Regions from separate parts of the Homo sapiens genome. Here region 1 is linked to region 2. A link is an interaction called in ENCODE POLR2A ChIA-PET data of the cell type or tissue named here. Cell type or tissue: IMR-90. All regions are shown on one strand. Each heading gives the region's core, and the rest is flanking DNA. Links, peaks and the distances in the headings are about the cores only. Region 1 has its middle 38 kb from the start of LINC02853. Region 2 overlaps LOC105370767 (a long non-coding RNA gene).

What was found. ChIA-PET counts read pairs that join two places held together with the same protein. Peaks named below come from ENCODE experiments on the same cell type or tissue, not always from the same donor. Only the 100,000 strongest peaks of a DNase experiment are listed, where the experiment ranks them.
Region 1: POLR2A ChIA-PET joins it to region 2 with 16 read pairs; 2 of 35 experiments call an interaction of 5 or more read pairs at or near these places.

The regions. Positions count from the first base shown.
Region 1 is chr15:36,002,117-36,014,503 of GRCh38, reverse strand. No RefSeq gene overlaps it. Among named protein-coding and RNA genes, the nearest start is that of LINC02853, 38 kb to the left of the region's middle. In IMR-90, for the core only: no CTCF peak of the experiment used is centred there; no DNase peak of the experiment used is centred there.
Region 2 is chr15:36,325,269-36,337,655 of GRCh38, reverse strand. All of the region lies in intron 1 of LOC105370767 (a long non-coding RNA gene), which reads left to right. Among named protein-coding and RNA genes, the nearest start is that of CDIN1, 250 kb to the left of the region's middle. In IMR-90, for the core only: no CTCF peak of the experiment used is centred there; a DNase peak (open chromatin) is centred at 3,525; H3K4me3 peaks cover 258 bases; H3K27ac peaks cover 134 bases.

The sequences.
Region 1 (12,387 bases), core at 1,515-9,514, 320 kb after region 2:
TGTTTATGGCAGCTCTCTGCAGACAATCACCTCAGAACTGTGATATGTGACTGAGAAACCTTAAGAATGCCCAAGCCTGATCGAGATAATGGAGAGTCCAATCTCAACTTTAGCTCAGAAATAGAATGACTTTGGAAACCAGTAAGGAGTCACTCAGGTAAAAATGTGTCTAAAGAAACACATTCTGTTAGCAGAAATGAGTTGGCTTGTACCAAGTCATAAAGGATGAGTTAGGCTAGGCATAGTGGCTCATCCCTGTAATCCCAGGAGTTTGGGAGGTCAAAGTGGGCGAATTGTTTGAGGCCAGGAGTTCAAGACCTGGCCTCAAGCCAAAGCAATACACCAAGACCCCATCTCTACAAAAAATAAAAAAAAAAAATAGTTGGGCATAGTAGCAGCATGTGCCTGTAGTCCTAGCTTACACAGGAGGCAGAGACAGAAGGATCCCTTGAGCCCAGGAGTTTGAGGCTGCAGCATGCTATAATTATGCCACTGCACTCTAACCTGGGTGAGAGAGTGAGACCCTATCTCAAATAATAACAATAAGAATAATAAATAAAAAGACGAGTTGGAGAATATGAACTTTTGTCAGCACTGTCAAAGGGAGAGGGATTCTGAATTTAGGAGGATAGGAGCCTTCTGAGGAAGGAATCATCTCTTCATTCTTCCATAGCATTGATAAAACATTGCTTAGGATTTCCACGGGCTCTGACTCTATGGGCTAAATAGTTTCTATTCGCCCGTCCAGAGCTACTCTCCACCCTTCTCTGCCTTGCTCTGTGCCCTAGGAGGCTGCCCTCCTCAGACTATATGTTAGCGCTCCCTTAACTAAAGCTTTTACTTGCTCTTGGCCAGTGTGGTAGAGGTTGGAATGCCTTAGCAGAAGGTTGGAGGGCAGAAGGAGAAGTCAGGCTGATTTCCTCTACCTACAACTGCAGCTGCTGTCAGGTGGCCTCTTTTCTAGGACTACAGCTCTCATCAGGTTCCAGTCAACAGTTCTCTCCCCTTGGCCTTTCAGGCCAAGCACTGGGAATACTTGCCTTTATGCTATTGTGCTGAAATTTCTTGGATGCTTCTTTATTCCATCATCATCCCTAAATCCTGATCCTAACTGTCTAAACAGACTTATAACCACCATGCTCTTTGATTTCTACTTTCTATGTGCCATCTCCCTCTTCCTGGGACCCTGACTGATACACACTGTAATCACTTATTGATTGTTTTTAGCTTCTTCTGATATATGATCCTGAAATGGGGGATAAAAAGAACATTCTGGTTAATAGTTGTGTGTGTGTGTGTGTGTGTGTGTGTGTGCATAATGTGCATGTGTATGTGTTTGTCTTCCTCATTATTAAAGGCTTTGGTGGGGCACAGTGGCTCACGCTTGTAATTCTAGTACTTCGGGAGGCAGAGGCAGGCGGATCATCTGAGGTCAGGGGTTCGAGACCAACCTGGCCAACATGGTGGCACCCTGTCTTTACCAAAAATACAAAAATTAGCCAGGTATGGTGGTGCACGCCTGTAGTCTCAACTACTTGGGAGGCTGAGGCAGGACAATCGTTTGAACCCAGGAGGCAGAGTTTGCAGTGAGCCAAGATCACGCCACTGCGCTCCAGCCTGGGCAACAGAGCGAGACTCTATCTCAAAAAAAAAAAAAAAAAGGCTTTAATTTTAACTTAAAAATCAGTCTGTAAATGGCTTGGCTTATGCAAATCATCTTTGATTGTATCTTACTTTAGGTGCACTGACAAACCTGAATATGAGTACAGTGGGCCTCATGGAGCCTCAGGCTAAGTCAGAACTAGGCACAGGAATCTTATGTAATTTAAGAATTTTCTAAGAAAATGTCTAAGTCTAAGCCTTGGAAGCCAGAAGCCAGTTTAGGTTTTAATCTAATAGTGGAAGTTTATGATGTATTGGATGAAATCTGGTCTCTATTCTGGAAAATAATTACTGGAATATTATATTGAAATATGATTTTTATTTCAGATTATCTCAGCATACTCTTAACACTATTGAATCACTTTTAGATCTGTTATGGGAATACTGTCCTTCAAATAATGGCCAAAAATGTGCATTTTGATGGCCTGTCTAGACCTGATAAAAACAATTCTCTAATCTGACTGATAATTCAGAAGATCTGATAACACCATACCCTCCATACCCTCAACACAGAAAGTAATAGTTATCCTGAGCTGGAGAATAGTTGTTTCCTCAAGATGATACATGCTCTCTCTAATTCACTACAGAACCTACTAGGTCTCCTCATGAATGTTACTATTAGGTCTCTAGGTTCTCAATCCCCATTTTAAGAGGTACTGTCATCAACTCTGATGAGTGGACGAACAGGTCTGGTGTGCTCTCACCAGAAAGTGAATTATTCATTCATGTATTCATTTAATCAGTCAGACCGCAATTTATAAATGTTTCCTCTATGTCAGACACTGCTCCATGTACTGAGGATATAGCACTAAACAAAACAGAGACGTTCATGAAGATTATGTACAGTGCAATGGAAAAGTAATACTTAATTCCAGCAATATATTGGTGCCATTTTCCAACAGCATGTACTCACTTCATGTTTGAGTCACATTTTGATAATTCTCACAATATTTCAAACTTTTTGATTATTATCATATCTGTTATGGTGGTATGTGATCAGTGATCATTGATATTACTATTGTAATTGTTTTGGGGTGTACAAAACATGCTCAAATAAAACAGCAAACTTAATAAATGTTGTGTATGTTCTGACTGCTCCACTGACTGGCCAATGTCCCCATCTCTCTCCCTCTCCTTAGGCATCCCTATTTGCTAAGACAGAACAGTATTAAAGTTAGGCTAATTAATAAGCCTACAATAGCCTCTCAGTATTCAAATGAAAAGAAGAGTCACATGTCTCTCACTTTAAATCAAAAACCTAGAAATGATTAGGCTTAGTGAGGAAAATATGTTGAAAGCTGAGATAGGCTTCTTGTGCCAAATAGTTAGCCAGGTTTTGAAGGCAAAGAAAAAGTTCTTGAAGGAAATTAAAAGTGTTAGTCTAGTAAATACACAAATAAGAAAGTACATAGCCTTATTGCTTGTATTGGAGAAAATTTTAGTATTCTGGATAGAAGATCAAACTAGCCACAATATTCCATTCAGCCAAAGCCTAATCCACAGCAAGGCCTCTTTTCAAGTCTATGGAGGCTGAGAGAGGGAAGTTTCAGAGGAAAAGTTTGAAGTTAGAAAAGGTTGGTTTATGAGGTTTAGGGCAAAAAGCCATCTCTGTAACACAGAAGTGCAAGATGGATGCAGCAAGTGCTGATGTAGAAGCTACAGCAAATTATCTGGAAGATCCAGCTAAGATAATTAATGAAAGTGGCTACATTAGACAACATATTTTCAGTGTAGGTGAAACAGCCTTCTATTGGAAGAAGACGTCATCTCAAGCTTTCATAGCTAGCAAGGGGAAGTCAATGCCTGGCTTCAAAGATTCAAAGGACAGGCTGACTCTCTTATTAGGGACTAATGCAGCTGGTGACTTTAAGTTAAAGCCAATGTTGTTTACCATTCTGAAAATCCTAGGGCCCTTAAGAATTATGCAAAATCTATGTTGCCTGTGCTCCCTAAATGAAACAACAAAGCATGGATGACAGCACATCTGTTTACAGCATGGTTTACTGAATATTATAAGCCCACTGCTGAGACCTACTGTTTAGAAAAAGAGATTCCTTTCAAAATATTACCGTTTACTGACAATGCACCTGGTCACCCAAGAGCTCTGATGGAGATGTACAAGAAGATTAATGTTGTTTTCATGCTGGCTAACACAATATCCATTCTGCAGCCCATGGATAAAGCAGTAATTTCTACTTTGAAGTCTTATTATTTAAGAAATACATTTAATAAGCCTGTAGCTGCCATTCATAGTGATTTTTCTGATGGAAATGGGCAAAGTAAACTGAAAACCTTCTGGAAAGGATTCACCATTCTAGATGTCATTAAGAAAGTTATAATTGGCTAGGCACAGAGGCTCATGCCTGTAGTCCCAGCGCTTTGAGAGGCCAAGGCAGGTAGATCACCTGAGGTCAGGAGTTCGAGACCAGCCTAGCCAATATGGTGAAACCCCATCTCTACTAAAAATACAAAAATTAGCTAGGTGTGGTGGCAGGCACCTGTAATTCCCAGCTACTCAGGAGGCTGAGGCAGGAGAATTGCTTGAACCTGGGAGGTGGAGGTTGCAGTGAGCCAAGATTGCACCATTGCACTCCAGCTTGGGTGACAAGAGTGAAACTCCATCTCAAAAAAAAAAAAATTATGATTTACAGGGGGAGGTCAAAATATCAACATTGACAGGAGTTTAGGAGAAGTTGATTACAACCTTCATGGATGACTTTGAGGACTTCAAGAATTCAGTGGAGGAAGTAATCGAAGATGATAGAAATAGCAGGAGAACTAGAATTAAAATAGAGCCTGAGGATTTAACAGAACTGCTACAATCTTATAATAAAAGTTGAATGGATCAGGAATTGCTTCTTATGGATGAACAAAGAAAGTAATTTCTTCAGTGGAATCTATTCCTAGTGAAGATGGTATGAATTCTTTGTTGTCATTATTGAAATGACAATGAAGTATTTACAACATTACATAAACTTAGTTGATAAAGCAGTGGCAGGGTTTGAGAGGATCGGCTCTGATTTTGAAAAAAGTTCTACTATGGCTAAAATGCTATCAAACAGCATCTCATGAAATCTTCCATGAAAGGAAGAGTCAACTGATGCAGCAACATCATTGTCTTATTTTAAGAAATTGCCACGGCCACCCCAACCTTCAGCAACCACCATCCTGGTTAGTGATTAGTCAGCAGCCATCAACATTGAGGCAAGACCCTCAACCAGCAAAAAATTATAACTAGCTGAAATCTCAGCTGATTGCTAGCATTTTTTAACAATAAAGTATTTTAAAATTAAGTATACATATTGTTTTGTAGATATACTTCTATTGTACACTTGATTGACTATAGTAGAGTGTAAGCATAATTTCACGTGCACCAGAAAACCAAAAAATTTGCGCAACTCACTTTATTATACTTGCTTCACTGCAGTGGTCTGAAACCAAACCTGCAGTATATTTGAGATATGCCTGTATAGAGAAACTTTACTCCAACATATCTGTGCTCTACCCTCATGTTGTTACCATAATAAATTACATTTTTACACACTATGAACCCATTAATGTAGCTTCATAATTATTGTTTTATTCATTTATCTTTTAAGTCACATAGAAATAAAAAGAGGTATTACAAATCCAAAATATAATAATAATGGCTTTTATATTTACCTATGTATACTTTTACTGTTGTTATTTACTTCTTCATATGATATTGGGCCACTGTCTAGTGTCCTTTCATTTCAGTCTGAGGAACTTCCTTTAGCATTTCTCATTAGCAAGGACTAATAGCAATGAACTCCTTCAGCTTTTGTTACCTGGGAATGTCTTAATCTCTTTCATTTTTGAGGGGTAATTTTCCTAGATATAGGAGTCTTGGTTTACATTTTAATATAGCCTCCCACTGCTTTCTAGCTTTCATATTTCCTGATGAGAAATTGGCTGTTAATCTTATTGTGGTGTCCTTGTACATGACAAATTGTTTTTTCCTGTTTCTGCTTTCAAGAGTTTTTTTTTTTTTTTTTGGCTTTTGAAAATTTGGCTCAATATGGATTTCCCTCAGTTTATCCCATATTGCACTTCCTGGTATCAGCAACCTATAGTAGCAATGCAATCTGCCATCTTCAAGGCAGAGCTAGGAAGTACAGGATGGTAGCAAGCCTAGTAAAATAAAACAGAGCTCTTTTACTGAAATCAAACTGTTATTTATTTATTAGGCATTTCTCTGGTTGTGGTAACTTTTTGATTGAATTCCAGAGACCTAAAAAAATTGATGTTGACAGTTTTTGCTAGCTTAGTCATTGCTTTGTGAAAGAAAATAGTTTGGAGTTCAATACCCCTATCATTTTTGCTAATCTCAAATATAAATTGATTCATATTTTCTATTTTCTATTTATATTTTCATATAATTGATTTATATTTTCTAAGTCCTGTAGAATTGGAAAGGCATAGCTAGAATTTTAACAGGAAAATGAGAAAAGAGTGATTAGAACATGTGCCAGGGATCCCCAAGACCACACCTAGGTTCCATGATTTACTAGGAGGATTCATAAGACTCAGCAAACAGTTGTGCTCACAGCTATGATTTTTTGTGGTTAATAGATACAAAGCAAAATCAGCAAAAAATAAAGGTGCATGGGGACAAGTCTGGAGGAAACCAGGTATAAGCTTTCAGGAGTTTTCTCTGAGTGGAGTCACATAGATTGCACTCAAGTCCTCCAGCAACAAATTGTGATAATATGTGCAATATGTTATTTACCAGGGAAGCTCATTCAGTGTCCAGGGATTTTACTGGTAGCTTGTTACATAGGCACCCTCTTCCTGGCACATAACAAAATTCTAGACTCCCAGAGGGAAAGCAGGTGTTCAATGTAAACCTCATGGTTTATGCAAACAGTTTAGGCACAGTTAGCAATTCTTATCAATTACGGTGGTGAGAACTCTGTTGAAATCCAAGGTTACAGATATCAGTCAACCTTGCATGCAGGCCTTTATAAGGATAGCAGTCTCAGGCCTGCTATGTTAACTCTTTTCTGGACAGGGCACTTGTCACACTATATTGAACTCTGGGACACAGGTGAATAAAATAGATTCTTATGAAGTTTTTTTGTACATTTTGTGATGCAATTTTCCTTTGTTTTCATTTCTTTATCAGGAAATTTCAATAAGACTTACAATATTTTTCTACACTTTGGATTGGTATTTTGCTTAGTTGCAACACTAAGCTAAGATGGATCTTCAGTTGGAAAATTCCAGTTTTATTCAGATTTTGGAAGCATACTTCAAGGGAAAGGTGGGGTATAATAAAAAAATACAAATAAAAACTGCTATCTTCAGAGTATCTCAAACAAATAAATTGAGAGCACTAGGAAGCCTCACTGTAGGCTGGTACAAAGTGTAGCCCACAAGTTAGAAGATTTTTTTTTTTTTCATATCAGCTGAGTGACCGCTAAAGAAACAGCCCAGGTCATCACAGTAGCCTCCAAAGTTTGGGATTCAAATAGACAATGTGGGGACACCAGAGGACAAGACAGGAGTAGTAGCTGCTATAAAATGTCCACACAAATGCATACTAGCCATACCTTGGGACTATGACAATAAAGAATCATGTATAGGCTAAAGGAGGAAAACATGGTCATTTGTGAGTGCATGGGAGTTATCCATGGGACCCCTCTTGTCCTAGCCTGCTAGAGTTGCCATTACAAATACCACAGACTGGGTGGCTTATATAACAGAAGTTTATTTTCTTACAGTTCTGATGCTAGAAGTCTAAGATGAAAGTATTGGCAGGTTTGGTTTCTCTTGAGGCCTCTCTTCTCGACTTGCAGATGGCCATCTTCTCACTGTGTGCTCTCATGGCCTTTCCTCTGTTTGCCTACATGCTGGGTATTTGTTTATCTTCTTCTAGGGACAACAGCACTACTGAATTGAGGCCCTGCTTTTATATCCTCATTTAATCTTAACTACCTCCTTAAAGGCCCTATCTTCAAATATAGTTACATTCTGGGTTAGGGATTCAACATATTAATGTGGGAGGTTGGAACAATTCAGCTCATAACATGACCCCACACCCAGAATTGTCATTTTGCACCCAGGCCAAATTCAAAGAACCAGGTTGAATAAAGTCAGCATTTTTAGAACCAAAATTATATATATGATCATAGCATTCGTTTCATTCACACCTCCGGGGTCCTCAGGAGGCTGGAATTCTAGTGGCTAGCCGGATTAACTGTATTGTTATTCTTCATCTTATCATATTACACTTTCTCCCTAATAGCTACTCCTTAAGCTGCTCTTATGATTAATTTAGATATTTGAAAGTGATCAAATGCACCACATAAACTTTTCAACATACTCAGAAAGGAAGCAATTCCATACAGAATCTTACTACATATTTTAATTAGAATTGTCATTTCCACCCAGGCCAAGTTCAAAGAACTAGGTTGAATAAAATCGCCATTTTTAGAACCAAAATTATATATATGATCATCCCATTATAATAGTATCACTAAACCACTTCAGGTTTAATGAATTATTTTATAAATAAATGCATAACTACATAATGTTTCTCTCTTCCTTACAATGAACCCTTAATGCAGCCATTCTCATGGGGGAAAATAAGAAAAGAGTGAGAAGTTTAAGTGAAATGTCTATCTCCAATGTAGCAATTAGCATTTTCAGGTAGTTTTAGGCAAAAGTCAGTGTGAGCTCTTAAGAGTCTCTGATGCCTTCCAGATGAGAGAAGACATTTTAGGCTGTACAGTGGTGTCAGGCCTCAGTGTCATGCCTGTGCTCTCTCAGGACATGCCCAGGCAGGTGCTATTTTCATTACAGAATAGTTAATTTAACACCCTAAACAATTTTAACTGGCTTTGTTCGCCTCATTTAATTTTCTCTCTGCGTTCAGCTCCACAAATATTTCAGAAGTGAAATAAACTGGGTTTCTGGGATTGCTCTGCTCAATAGGGCACCATTCATGTGGCAGCACATATGCATCTTAGCTTCTGGAGTTGAGCAGTGCACACTGCACAGCTGCACCCACAAGCCCTGGGTGTGAATGCCCTGACAGTCACTGGGACTTAGCCAGGCTAAGCATGTCCAGACTTCCTCTCCAGGAACTCTAGATTGAGACAGTTCTGTTTTTTCTCCAAACTTAATGAATACTGTAGGGAACCCAATATTATTCTACCCTCTGATATTATCTGTCTCTCCCAAAGCTGAGCAATACTTTGGTGATAGCATCGAGGGCAGTGAGTTTTGGCGTTATCCTGTCTAATTATCTGTGATTTGGAAATTTTTAGAGATAGCATTCTTAAACTGGATTGGCCTAGGCCCACTTAATTAACTATAGCTTCAGCCTAGGGGTAATAAATAAGATTAATATAGTATTTAAGGTAAGTGGCACTGGGAAGCCTCTCCATTGATTACAGAATGTGTTAAGATTTTGTCTTTCATGTCCACATGAGAGGAAAGAAAGGAAAGCTGGAAGGAAAGTGATTCATTAAATGTCCTTTGTCTAAAAACCTTGGGATGTTTGACATCCTATTTTTCCTGACCTCTGAGTGATCACTACCACAGCCAGGGATAATGTTTTTAATGTCACAGTTTGAACAGGGCCCAATATTTTAAATTAAATCCACAGATTAAGCCTTATAAATTTCCTGGTTCCGCTGCCTTACATTATTGGATATATTTCTGTTTCCTTTGCTTTCATAGACCTAAATAATGAAAACCCTTTATAGTCCATCCAAAGCTCACCGACTCTGACATGTGCTATTCACATTTTATGAGTAATTTCCAGGGTACTTCCTATTTTCTACTGAGCTGTATGCCAAGATAACTTCTGGACAGTATAACAGCATGGGTAATTGGCAGTTATCCAGGTTTGTTTTGGATATGTTATGGAGGTGTTTCTACAAATTAAGGACCCATGCAAACAGGTAAATTTTATTATCTAAGAATAATTCTCATTGGGGAATATCCCCTTACTTTAACTCCCTTTTCATATATTTATATAAAATTGCCTCAAATGCTGCTTTCTATTCCTTTGAAGGATACCATTAATAGATATCCAAAGGCAGCCATAATTAGGTAACCCGGCCAATTAAATAAGGAAACACAATATCTTGTTAGCAATTGGCATCAACTGCTGGGTGACATTTTGACAAACTGCTTCAATATAATGTATAGGATTTTGGTGACTTTTCACTTCTTAAAAGGTTATAGTCTCTGAAAAGTAACATTGAAAAAGCTGATATTTAAAGGGTATAGGAAAATTCAAATAAATAGCTTGTTCTACTTTTAGGTATCTCTTCTCTTCTCACAGTAAAATCCCTGATAGTCTACTTGGTCTTTTTATTCTACTCGTTGAAGTTTCTAGTATTGTAAGGGGAAGACGATATATCTTTTCCTTCCTAAACCAGATTTGCTATCACTCGAAGCCTCATTCTGCATTTTCAATAAGAAATTTAACAGTTGACTCATTGGGAAGATCTGTATGGCTTCTTTCCTAAGAGAGGTCTAGAGATTTCTATCCCAGTAGTTATAAATGAGCCTTTTAGGAGATTTCTTCAAACCACTAAGGAGTACACACCACATTGCTCATGGGTGGAAGTTAAGGTCTACTCCACCACAACTCTAGGATCATGTTTTTCACATGATTTGCAAACTACCTATCTTAAAACAGCAATTGACGTGCTTCTTAAAAAATGCAGATACCTGAGTCAAAGTCCACATCAACTGATTCAGAACCTTTGAAGATGGAGCCAAGAACTCCTCATTTTTACAGGCTCTCTGGGTAATTTTTGAGCATACCTTTGAAAACTACTGATCTAGGCCATGAAGAATTATTTTGATTATCTGGGGAACTTTGAGCCAGATCCTGCCTTGCTTCTTCCACACATATTAAACTTGCCATATTCTCTTTCAGCAGGAAAGTCACTTCTATTGCTTACACTTTAAGACAAAAAAAAAAAAGTTGCCTTCTTCCAAAATGACCCATCCTCAACTTTTTGTCCAGCCTGTTGCAAATGATCTGCTCTTGTACATTGTATCCTGCTCATGGACATTTTGGGGATGGGCATAATATCATCATTTCATTATGAGTGGATAATTATTTCTTTCAGTTGCCCTATGCAGCTTATGAAGTGCCACATAAACTTCTTTTACAGCCTCATTAGAGAAGCTGGAGAGCTGGAGAAAATGCATGGCTCTGTATGTGAGCAGAGCAAGAGCAGGGCATTTCTGAGCACTAATTGGTTGAACCAGCCAGTGGTCCCATTGTTCAGTCAGTGGCTACAATCACAGGAGTGCAGGTGACATAATTGTCCTTTCAAAGAAGGCTGTATCTATTTCATACTTTACCTGGTACATAATCAGTTTTATTGATTCTAAATAAATACCCGACATTTTGTTGCACAAATTTTGCAATAAAGGTTCCAGAAAGCAATCTCCCCACAACACAATAGCTGAAAATAGATTGTAGGTCAAGCAAATTGCAGAAGGTTAATGAGGCTGGAATATGTTCATATCAAGTCTCCTCATTTCCATGCACCTGCCTTGGAGGTTGATGGAGAGGCCAAGGCTCAAGCCAATAAGAACCTTGTACATGTAAGGCTCAAGTGGTGGTCACCTCACACATCTCATGCAAGAGCCCTTACCCAGCTTTGAGAAAGGCAGTGAGGCACATCTCTCTATCCTCAGATAACACTTAGCAGCCTGTATAATTTATTTAAAAGGAAGAAGTGTTTATTGAGCTTCAGCCATAACTTATGGTCCTACTGCTCAGAATCTATTTTTTGAAGGGTGCTACATTTGACTGCCCCTCCTTCCCCATTCTCCACTATCTCTGCAACACAGGATATCCTATCAACCTACATTGGGAGAACTTATCTTTTCTTTGACTGCTCCTTCAGGCCCTGGGTCTTATACCAACTTATTGGTTTGTACCAATTCATGTGTTTTGTTTTCCCTCATTTGCTTTGGAACCTGATGTGGCCTGTGCTTTCTGCTGGCCCATTTCAGTGCCACTGAAAGCTGGACTCAGTACTCAGCTGCAGCTACTGGCCCTGTCCACTCTTACATGTCCGTACTCCTTTTCTTCTTGAGTACCTGCCACAAGATAAACACCATTTGCGAGGTTCCCCTAATCAAACGACTTCTGTATCTGGTCATTCCAGATCTATCTGGCCAGTGCCTACCACAACTTAGTACTGACAGCAAAGATAAAGAATATTGATTGCATGTGACTATAAACTCTGTTCCCAACGCCCTTTAATGGTTCTTCATTGAATTCTGTAAAGCACATGAGGAGTGAAGAGATCAGTATTTTATATTACAGGTGGGGTGGTGAAAGTAATATGTATTGAGTACCTGCTGAGGAATAGACATTTTATCTTTCTTATAGCCAGAAAATGCTTCTTGGGGATGAGAGAAGAAAAATTGAGCATATACAACAGTAAAAACTAGATATGATAAAAATTACTTTAAGTACAAAGTATGAGAGCATATCATCATTTTAAGAAAGCACTGGGCACAAGAATGTGAAATATGAAAATAGTCAAGGGACGTATAAAGAGTAATTCAATATTAAAAAATAGTGCTGCAGAGGAAAGTTTAGAAATCTCAGATTCAGAGACTGGAAAGTTCACCCTTTAACACAATGAAGACAATGATCATGTCTATTGTGTTTATTGCTCTGTCCTCCGTTCGACTTGGTTTTTTAGGACATGGTAG
Region 2 (12,387 bases), core at 2,441-10,440:
GATGATCTATGAAAGTAATAATTGATAAGCTGGACTCATTAAAATAAAAAAAAATCTGTTCTGTGAAAGACAGTATCAAGAGGATTAAGAAGAAAAGCCACAGACTGGGAAACATTATTTGCAAAACACACATTTGATAAAGGACTCTTATACAAAATATACAAAGAACTCTCAAAACTCAACAACAAGTAAACAACCTGATTTTAAAAATGGGCCAAAGCCTGGGTGCGGTGGCTCACACCTGTAATCCCAGCACTTTGGGAGGCCAAGGTGGGCAGATCACCTGAAGTCAGGAGTTTGAGACCAGCCTGGCTAACATGGCAAAACCCTGTCCCTACTAAAAATATAAAAAATTACCCAGCTGTGGCAGTACGTGCCTGTAGTCCCAGTTACTAGGGAGGCTGAGGCAGGAGAATCACTTGAACCTGGGAGGTGGAAGTTGCAGTGAGCCAAGATCATGCCACTGCACTCCAGCCTGGGGGACAGAGCGAAACTCTGTCTCAAAAAAAACAAAAAAGCCAAAGACCTTAACAGACAGTCACCTGTCTGAGTATTAACTCATAGGATCACAAGGTCCCACAATAGGCCGTCTGCAAGCTGAGGAGCAAGGACAGCCAGTTCAAGTTCCCAAACTGAAGAATTTGGAGTCTGATGTTTGAGGGCAGGAAGCACCCAGCAGGGGAGAAAGAGGTAGGCTGGCAGGCTAGGCCAGTCTAGGCTTTTCATGTTTTTCTGCCTGCTTTATATTCTAGCCATGCTAGCAGCTGATTAGATGGTACCCACCCAGATTAAGGGTGGGTCTGCCTTTATTCGCCCACTGACTCAAATATTAATCTCCTTTGGCAACACCCTCACAGACATACCCAGGATCAATACTTTGCATCCTTCAATCCAATGAAGTTGACACTAAATATTAACCATCACACTCACCAAAGAAGGTATATTAATGGCAAATAAGCATATGAAAAAGTGTTCAACTTCACACATCATCGGGGAATTACAAATTAAAACCACAATGAGATACCACTTATCAGAATGGACATTGTTGAGATATTTCAACAATGAGATTCACATTTATTAGAATGGCCATATATTCTAATATTGTTGTTCACACTAACAACAGCAAATGTTGGTGAGGACGTAGAGTGATGGGAACTCTTCTTCAATGCTGGTGGGAATGCAAAATGTACAGCCACCTTAAAAGGCAGTTAAGCAGTTTCTTATAAAATTAAACATACTCTTACCATACAATACAGCAATCACACTCCTTGGAATGTTCCCAAATGAGTTGAATACTCATGTCCATACAAAAATCTGCACTCAAACATTTATAGCAATTTTGTTCGTATTGGCTAAAATTTGGAAGCAACCAAGATGTTCTTCAGAAAGTGAATGGATAAATGAACTGTGGTACATCCAGAGTGGAATATTATTCAGCACTAAAAAGAAATGATCTATCAAGCCATAAAGATACATGGAAGAACCTTAAATGCACATTACTCAGTGAAAAAAGCCGATCTAAAAAGGCCACGTGCTGCAAAATTTCAACTATATGACACTCGGGAAAAGGTAAATCTGAGAGGAGACAATAAGAAAGGATCAGTGTTTGCTACAGTTTAGGAGGGGATGGAAAAATGAATGAGCAGAGCATAGAGGATTTTTAGGACATAACATTAGTTTGTATGATACTATAATGGTGGATACCTGTCATTATACATTTGCAAAAATACATACATTGTACAATATCAAGAGCGAAACCTAATAATGTAAACTATGGACTTGTGTGATGATGTGTCATTGTTGGTTCATCCATTGTAACAAATGAGTAACATTACCAGGACATATAAAAACAGTGACTATCAACATTATCTTTTTTACAACTGGTTTGATATTTTCTGATTATTATATATGACATTGGCATCATTAAGAAGTCTAGTGTCTGGAAAATAGCATTTATGTCCTGAATGTTGAACAGAAAGAACACATACATGAAGAAATGAATGCTCAAATCTCAGCAAAATGGTGAAATAAGGCAAAGTTCCCTAAAAGAGTGTTTTTTCCTTTGTTAATTACAAAGTACAAAGTTTTTACTTGGAAAAGCTCTTCGTTCTTCTTAATGAATGGGCAGCATTTATGACCTAGAGAGGCCCACTAAACTAGTCAAAGAATTACATGTGTTTGGATAGGTGTCTCTTAGCTACACTTAGATGACAGGGACTGTTTGTTACTCATTTTATATCTAGCATAGAACCACAAAGGGATGACTTTTGAACAGTAAGTGCTTAATAAGTATTTGCTGAGTGACTGTTAAAAACGGATCCATTTAGTTTCCTAGGTAACTATGGCAGAGGATCTCACTTTAAAGTTGGAATTTATACTTTATCCCAATCATTAGTGTTATGGACTAAATTGTGTCTCCATTCCCAAATTCATATGATGAAGGTCCAACTCCCAGTACCTCACAATGCACTTGAAGATAATATCTTTAGAGGTGATTAAGTTAAAATGAAGCCATTAAAATGCAGCCCTAACTCAGTATGACTAAATCCTTATAAGAAGAAGAAGAGACACCAGGGACACAGAGAAAGGGGATGTGAGGATACAGTGACAAGGCCAAAGAGAGAAGCTACAGAAGAAACCAAACCTGCTAACACCTTTATCTTAGACTTCCAGCCTCCAGCACTGTGGGAAAATAAATTTCTTTAATTTAAGCCACCTGGTCTGTGGTGTATTGTTATGGCAGGCCTGGCAGATTCAAGCCATTCCTTTGAATAAACAACAAGGAAATCCCATGTTTTAAATTTATGAATGTTTTATTTAACAAATATATAGATACTTCTTCAAATATCTTGGCAAACTGGCAAATAAGTATCTCTCAAAGGTAAAAGCTTCGTTTGATATCAATGTTTATTTTCCCCTCTCTTCTTTTACCATTAAAATTAACAATATACATACATCCTATTTATATCCCCCCAAACTTCCATGCTTATCTTGCAATCTGCTTTGGTCTGACTTGTGTTAATTTGGCACCTTTTATTCTAATTGATTGGAAGCTGAGGACCTCAAAGAGGGTTAGTCCCCAGTGCCTCCAACCATGTAATTTGATATTCAGTTCAATGTGTTCCTGCAGGGCCAGAATTGGTTTTATGCAGCAGTTTTCCCTTCGTGTATGTTATTTCACCCCCACCCCCACCCCAAACCATCTTAGATGACACCCTTTCAGGTTAGAACTAAGGAGGAAACAAACACTGATGGCATTTTATCAGCAGGCAGTGACCCAAGTATAACCACAACCCAAATTTCAGGGAGTGTACTTTTTTAACACTCCTACCGGAGGCATGATGATAATAAGTCAAGTCAGACACAGACATTTCCTTCAACTTTTGCCAGACGATGTGGCTCCTTGAAGCAGATTACAATGAAGTCTGTACAAAGCAAGAGGCATGTTGGAGCCTCTCTCCCAAAGGGAAAACAGTTTCCAGTCTGAGACTGACCCCTTAAGTGGAGTCAAAATCCAATGGTTGCATCATCCTTAAAGCATGCTATCTAACTTGAAGGCAGCCTATAGGGTGGCAGTTAGAGCACACATCCGTGGTTTCAAGTATTAGTTAATATTTTTTAAGAGGATGTGAGAGAGTTTTAAAGGGTAACAAAATCAAATTTTGAGAGGACTTTTACCCATATCATTTAGTTTTTTTTCCCCAGACAACATTTTTAGGTTGGTAAGCCTTGAACTCTGTGAGTTTTAAGATGACATACAAGACATTTTTAAAAATCATAATTACAATATGTTTGTTGCATTATTCACATCTATCTGATAAAAATATGCAAATTTAGTCAGAAAATTGAGAAAAGATTTAGATGCAGTTTCCAAAGACATTTCATTTCAACTTTTGTTCTTTCTTGGAATCCTGTTTATCACCAATCAGAGTTGTGTCTGGATTTGCGATAGGTTCTGGGGACTACAAAGGAACAGAAGTCATGGTTGAAGACTTTACTCCGTTCCCACAATATGCTAGGAGCTGTCAGGCATACAGCATTCTTCACAATCATAACCCCCTGTTAAGTACAATTTTCTGTTCAAAACAGATCAAAATAACTTTTTTTTTTTAACTATTGCCCTGTATCTTTGGCATCTCCATGAAGTTTTGTGGGTTCCTTGAGTTGGAACAGCGGTCCCCAACCTTTTTGGCACCAGGGACCGGTTTTGTGCAAGAATATTTTTCTGTAGACCAGTGTGGGGGGATCGTTTCAGGATGATTCAAATGCATTACATTTATCATGTATTTTATTTCCATTATTACATTGTAATATACAATGAAATAATTATACAACTCACCATAATGTAGAATCAGTGGGAGCCCTGAGTTTGTTTTCCTGCAGCTAGACAGTCCCATCTTGGGGTGATGGGAGACAGTGACAAATCATCACTGTCTTCCAGACACAAATTAGATTCTCATAAGGAGCGCACAACCTAGGTCCCAAACACAGTTCATAATAGGGTTTGGGTTCCTATGACAATCTAATGCTGCCATTAATCTGACAGGAGGCAGAGCTCAGGTGGTAATACAAGCAATGGGGAGTGGCTGTAAATATAGATGAAACTTGGCTTACTTTCCTGCCGTTCACCTCCAGCCATGCAGCCCAGTTACTAACAGCCCACAACTGATACTGGTCCATGGCCTGGAGGTTGAGGACCCCTGAGTTGGAGGATATTTGTATGCAGGAGTAAGAGCAATGGCTCAGATTTTCTAGGGTTGTTCTCTGTGATTTAAATGGTAACCAGATGCTCATGGGTCATGAATGTCAAGGGTGGTCTTTAGTGTTGTGAAGAAAGTCCTATAGATTTCTCACTGACTTGAGTTACTTATTTGTGCAATGAGACAGTGAAATTGATTTACCCCACAATGATTTCTTATGTGGTAACAGGAAGGTTAATGGTAGGAAACCAGTGGCCATGGTAAAATGATGCCCAATGACCAATTTAGGAGGGCAGCTACCTCAGAAGCCACCTCCATCCTTGAAATCTGACACTTTGCATGACTTACATGAGAAAATGCTGACTCTTTTAAATAGCCTTCTACTCATCAGGTCTCACTTTCACGCTGAAAACCTCTCGGTTTAGTCTAGAATCTAGGAATTCAGGGGTATATGGTAAGAGAAGGAAGTGCTGGAGCCTAAATGGAATTTCACAAGTGATGTCATTGCTGGGGAAGAGGAGGCTGAGAATCAGCCTACCAGCTGGTTCCTTAGTGGCCAAGAGATGTGAGGAACTGATGCAAGTTTTTAGATAAACCAGAACTAGTTCAGCAATGTCTAGTCTATTTTTTTGCCTTATTTTTGCCCTAGGCATTTGGACCTATAATAGTTTTAAAAAATGACAACCAGATGTAGTCCTTACACTTATGCTACGTACGATCTTGAGGGAGGGATGACAATAAAAATAAATAATTATATAGTTAAAAATAGTTGGGCAAAGATACAGATAAGAGAAGCTGACATATGTGGGTTACAATCAATGTATTTTCTCTTAAGAAGTAAAAAGTCCCCAGGACGCCTGTCTCCCCATATGGACTTAATTAACTTGGTTGATATTCAGACTTGGTTTGGGGCTTTTTCAGGGGTGGGAGGGGCAATTTTGGTGCCATGCAACATTCAGTATTTTGATTCCAGGAAAGAAAAGTGATAATGATCCATATTCCATTGTGTACTTTTTATATAATGCAAAGTTACCAAATGTGAACATTTTAATTGGGCTATTCTAAGCAGTACCATTGTTATAGGCCTTCTTGTCAAGATGAATCTTACATTAAAACATTTTTCCCAAGCAACCACAAAAACCCAGAATCATAAAAAATTTAAGAATTGCTAAAATACAAAGGACCTGTACCTCCTTACATTGTTTGTGTTTTGCATTTCACTCAGCTTGAGTAATGAAGCTAAATTTGGTTCGTTTCTTTTATACTTTGCCTGTCTCTAATGAGTTTCACTTTTGATTTTCCATGAGCTCACTGAATGATGTTGTTTTGGGGGCTTACATGGTCCTGGCATTTTTGTCTATATTCTCAACAAGCTTACGGTCATGGAAAGAAAACATTTCAGGGCATATGAGGGTTTGTAACGGCTTGGATACTTTGTCAGAGGACACTTAACTTTGGGGTTAAAAATACTTAAATAGGAAAACGAATGGAATTTTATGGAGCTTGGGTTTATCCTGAAATAAGAAAAGTCAAGCTTTATAGTCCATCGATATTTTTGCAGATGCTTAATAAATTTCACAATTATGCTGACTTTTGTTGAAGCACTATAATATAAATGGATATGTTACAGTCTTTAATTTTTAACTGTTGATGTGTGTTATAAATCCCGGTAATGTAGGCACTGTATATATTTAATAAACACAGCTTGGCTGCAACATATCCTTCTAATAAGCATAATGCGAGCTCAGTCTGTGCCAGCTTGGTTAAACCAACAGACGATTTTAGCAGGAACAAAATGTTTTCGGTTTTCAGAGAATTCTTCTGTTATTAATTGGTAATATGAATGAGAAATCACTCTGCACCTTGCTATATGTTCTGTTAAAACACTCATTTTAAATGAAATCTTTTAAGGTAAATAATTATTATTGAGTACAAAATGGCTGAATTGTATCATTTATGCCAAGTCTTTCTAATTATTTAGTATTTTTGAGTAAAAGGGTAAGACTGCTGCCTCTGGATAGGTGACAGAAGTGGAGATTAAGCTGGCATTATCAGTGGTTTATATTCAGCTGGAGGATTACCTCACTCCCTTGCCTCTTCGCTACGTTGGGTATGCTGCCTTGTGGCCATTCTGCTGTTCATTAGCACCTCTGCCAGAGGTGTGTGGGATGAGAAATCCTAGTCAGCCCCACTTTACTCCTTGTCAGCAATTCTGGTAAAAGAAGGAGCAGGGGACAAGATTGAAACTAATGGCCGAAATGAGGTTTGAGGATTACCTGTGGTTTTCATTAGCCCTCTTCACTGGTTAACAAGCTGAATCCAGAGCTGAATGCAGTATTTTTTTTATTCACCTGTATTTAGTCACTGATAAAAATTCTGGTTTGCTATTTATGCCATACTAATAAGCAGGATATAAGAAAAACTGAATATACTAAAGAACTATAACTTAGTTTTGAAAAAATGATGTTACTATATACACAGATAAGGGTGAGATTTTTAAACACACACACACACACACACACACACACACACTCTTTATAATCAATTCCTTGCAAAGTATCTCATCTTCTGTGGTGTTTTCTGTTATTTTTTTTTATACGAATGGTTATTAGCATAAGACACATTAGCCCGAGAGTGCCTTAGTCAATTGTTCCAAAATGAGACAAAGAAATTTAACACGGATTTAGTAATGGTTTCATGAAACGTGACTTTAAAATTGCAAGTGTTTGATGTCATTAAATAAACACAGCACTGGCCGGGCGCGGTGGCTCACGCCTGTAATCCCAGCACTTTGGGAGGCCCAGGCAGGTGGATCACGAGGTCAGTAGATCCAGACCAGCCTGACCAACATGGTGAAACCCTGTCTCCACTAAAAATACAAAAATTAGCCAGGCGTGGTGGCGCACGCCTGTAATCCCAGCTAGTCAGGAGACTGAGGCAGGAGAATTGCTTGAACCCAGGAGGCGGAGGTTGCAGTGAGCCGAGAACACGCCACTGCACTCCAGCCTGGGTGACAAAGCGAGACTCAAAAAAACAAAACACAAAAATCGTAGCACAGCACTTCAGTTGTAGAAATCAAGAATCAAGAGTATACAACTACATAAAAAAAAATTATCAGCTTTAACGTTGTGTGAATCGGTGCTTGAGATAAAATAGCAAGTGTCAGCATTATATGTGGGTTGACATAGGGCAGTATCTCAAAGAACTCAGGCAGATGCGAATGGAGAGAGCACCCTGGAAAGCTGTGTCAGATGACTCAGTGGCCTTGGTGAAAATCAATATAATGATGTTAAACACGTATGTGAAAAGTATGAATGAAATTATTTTGTAAAATATGTGAGTGGATACAGCAATATTCCCCAGTAATATATTTAATATAGTCAACTTTAATATGAAAGTATAACTAAATCAACAAAACACTGTAAGTAGACATTTGACAATTTTATCTACACTCCTAAGATCTTTATATATATTCAATTTGTCCAAAAATGACTTCAGGATTTTTATCAGAAATATCAAGGATGATCTTATATTCAGGGTTAGTCTTATGTCAGAGCATATATTAATTTTTTAAAACCAGGTTAAATTTGACTGTGCCAGTTTTAGCTACGAGAGGCAGACATATCTCTAGGCAGACAGGGATGGGTCCCCAGTGAAATCCAACCTTCAACCCAAAGATAGTTTAAAGCCTGAAAACTGAGCTGTGGTTCTGGATAGAGCCCACAGCTGGAGTGAGACTTACCCTCTCTCTCTCTCTCTCAGTTGGTTCCTTCTGGATGATGGCTTTTAACCAATTGAATGGTGCTTTTTCCAAAGCCTACCCATGGACCAATCAGCACGCACTCCCCCATTCTGAGCCAACAGAAACTCTGGACTCAGCCTCACAGAGGCCTACCTGCCTTCAGGCCGCTTCTCACAGCTGAGGGCAACCCGCTTTCAGGGTCCCCTCTCACTATTGAGAGCTTTCCTTCTGTCACTCAGTAAAATTCTTCTCTGCCTTACTCTCCAGTGTCTATGTACTTTATTCCTCTTGGTCGTGGTACAAGAACCTGGAACTCGCTGAGCTGTGGGTGGTGAGAACAAACGAGCTGTAACACGCCCCCTTTTTCTGAGCTGTGGGCAGCAGGTGCGAAGGGAGCTGTAACAGGCCCCCAGTTTACCACGGTACGGGCGGTGGGAGCGAAGAAAGCTATAACACGCCCCTGTTGGCCTAGCTGTGGGTGTGAAGAAGTGAAGCCACTGGGCGCCATTCCCTCCTGGCTGTCTTGCAGAACTACAAAAACTGCAACATTTCTTGGGGGCTGAGACCTCACCACTCCCTGGGTGAGAGCTGTGACACCCCTTGGGGCTCTGCGGTTGCCGCCATCTCTGAGGTTTCAAGCGCCACCACGTTCCCCTTGTCTAGACACTGGTGCCCAACACAAAATTTACTCGTGACACACCTGGTCCATCTGTGGGCTAAGCAGAGTCCCTTTTCTGCCGCGGGATCTGGGCTGGGACACGGGCTGAGTGCAGCCTGCTGGGCCGAGTGGGCAGAGCAAGCGTAGCAGGCCCGAGCAAGGCCTTAGGCAGAGGATATGGCAGGCGCAAAGATTTCTTGCTGGCAAACTGGCACCAAAAAAATCCTGTAACACTAGCAATCGAAACTATCATTAATTGTAGAGGGAAATATAGGATTAGCCCACTACCAAGGAAAAAGAACATTTGAAGAGAGTTTGATAAATTCAGCACAAATATAATACATTTTAACCATACCTGCCTCCAAAATAGTCTAGGCCATTTTATGGAATTCTATATGATTTAAACCTAGATTTTCATTGTTAGGAAAACTGAGATAGGAAAGTTTATTGAACGTCAAACTCAGTCTTTGAGACATAGGCTCCTTTGAAACTGTTCTTTGGGTGAATCAAAATCACTGCCAATGTACACATTAACATTTGTGAATTGACTAGAATGTTCATTTCATAGCATGTAACTGATGTTGCTGTTATTTTAGTCAGTTTTTTAAAATTAGGATTTAGGCAGCCAAGCATTACATGAGGGTAAGGGTGATTTAGTTTTCTGTATTAACATGGCAGCTTGCATCTTTTTCATGACATTTTTCTATAAGATATTGGTATTGAGAACACGTTTTGCTTTTGTTTTTAATTCATGCATCAAAAGAGGTATCCTGGCTGGCCTGCTTGAGCCCAGGAATTTGAAACCAGCCAGGGCAACATAGTGAGACTCTGTCTCTACAAAAAAGAAATAAAAATTAGATGGGCGTGGTGGCATGTGCCTGTGGTCCCAACTACTTGGGGGGCTGAGGCAAGAGGATGGCTTGAGCCTGGGAGGTCAAGGCTTCAGTGAGCCATGATTGTGTCACTGCACTCCAGCCTGGGTGACAGAGTGAGGCCCTGTCTCAAAAAATATAAATAAATAAATAAGAGGGACATCGTGAGCCACAGAATTTCAACTTTGCAACAATTCAGTAAGTAGAATCTAGTCTATGACTCTCCTTGTTTCCTTTAACCTTATATGAGCATAACAGTGCTCTGAGTCTCCATCTTCTATGTGGAATTAGCCTGCGCAATCTGTGAAAAAATATCTCCCTTTTCATTTAGGTGACCTTGATGATAGTCCACAAGAAAGGAACTTCTGGAGCTTTCCCTGACCAATCTGTGAGAACCTGCAGACTGGAGGCTCTAGAACCAGGCTCTAGAACCTATTGTCTAGGCCTCCCTAGAATCCCCCAACCTAAAACCAAAGCTTAGTCCAGAAAACTAACAAATGTCAAGTACCATCTTTCCTGGACGAGCCAGGAACCTGTTATTTTCCTTAAGGTGACTTCTTAAAATATTTGAATAGTGTTTTTGTATTGCTGTTTTTGTATTTTGGGAATAGTCTGGAAATTGGTACTGAAATAGGTGATTGAAGCCTGGGGATCCCCTGGAAGCTGGAGAATTATGGGTTAATATTTGGTAATATCATGAATTTATATTTTATTTATTATTTGACAAACGCTTGGGAAAAGACCAGAGTTCAAATGTTACCTTAGAGAGTGTTTAGTATAAGCAGTGCAAGTTAGCCACTAGCTCATTCCACATGTCATGAATATGGGCCTGATGTATGTTATACATCAATAAAAATTATTTTATTTTTCTTTGGATTGTCAGGCATCTTACAGCAAAATAACATGGTGGAAGGATAAGAGAGTTGAACAAGCAGCATATGAAGTGAGGTTATTTGGGAATTCCACTGCTTTGGAGAAGTGGGGACTTAGCTGAGGCTAACGACCTATCTTCTGCACAGCACTGAGTGAAGCCAGCTTCATGTAATGGGGAATGATGTGGGAGAATACTCAAATACATGCAGCAGTGGATGTGGCACAGATGGCTAAGATGAGGAACACTATGAAGGCCATACCTTCATTATATGTGTAGAAATGCTCATCCTGTTCTAGCCTGGCCACCCAGAGCAGACAGGCATGAAAGTGGAGGGCAGGGACCCACTGTCTTTGAGTTGGTCACTCTGAACTGACCAAGTCCTTGTGGAGAGTGAGCCCTCGGTGAAAATGAATTTGGCATTATATGTCAGACTGCTTATTCTAGCTGAAGAGAGAGAACAGCAGTGCGGAAGAATCAACCTGAGATCTACACAGATTCACAAGTTTATTAAGTCTATACAGTTTCACAAGTTTATTAATATTATTATTGTAAATCGACATTGTCCTGTCAATTCCTGTCTGTGGCATACTTACAAGTTGTTAAATGATATATAATACCTTTGAGAGATGGGATGAGATGAATGAAAGTTATTCGTTTCACTTACAGTTTTAAACAGGGAAATGAAGCACAGGCAGAAAACTATTTATGAAAGCTCCCCACAATGTCTCTGAGTAGCAGAGCTACCAAACCTGTTGTCTTCCTAGTAGAGCAAGTGAGACCTAGGCAGACCAATTACACTGGATCAAGGATAGCAACCTTCTCCCTTGGTCTCTTTATGGTGACCATTTGGAAATCATGCCTGGTCTATCTATTGAGTTTTTATGAATTAAACCATTATATTGTTCAGATTAAAAAAATTTAGTCTTGGTGTTATTAAGCAGACAACAATATTGTTGAAATATAGAGCTACAGGATGTGTGTGAAGAATAGGGTAGGCAAAAGAGTAGTAAGAGAATAAGGAGGAATAATGGCAATCAACATAGCGGATCTCTAAGAAACTGTTAATTAGAGATATGATATGGTCTATTAGTTGTATAAGTTTTCAATTGCTGCTTTAACAAATTGCTTCACACTTGTTGACTTAAAACAACAAAAATTTATTATCTTACATTTTTATGGGTCAGAGATCCAATACAGGTCTCACTGGGCTATAATCAACATGTTGGCAGAGCTATGTTTGTTTCAGGAGGCACGAGGGCAGAGTTCCTTTCCTTGCTGTTTCCAGCTTCTAGAGGCTGCCCACTTTCTTCGACTCATGACCCCTTCATCTTCAAAGCCAGCAACATCCCACCTCTTTGACTCTTCTTTCATCATCATGCTCTTTGACCACAACTGGGAGAAATTCTATGCTTAATGGCTCATTTGATTACTTTGGGCATGCCTGAATAATCCAGGATAATCTCCCTAGCTCAAAATCTGTAATCTTAATCACTTCTGCAAAGTCCCTTTTTTCATGGAAGGGAACCAAATCATGGTTTCTG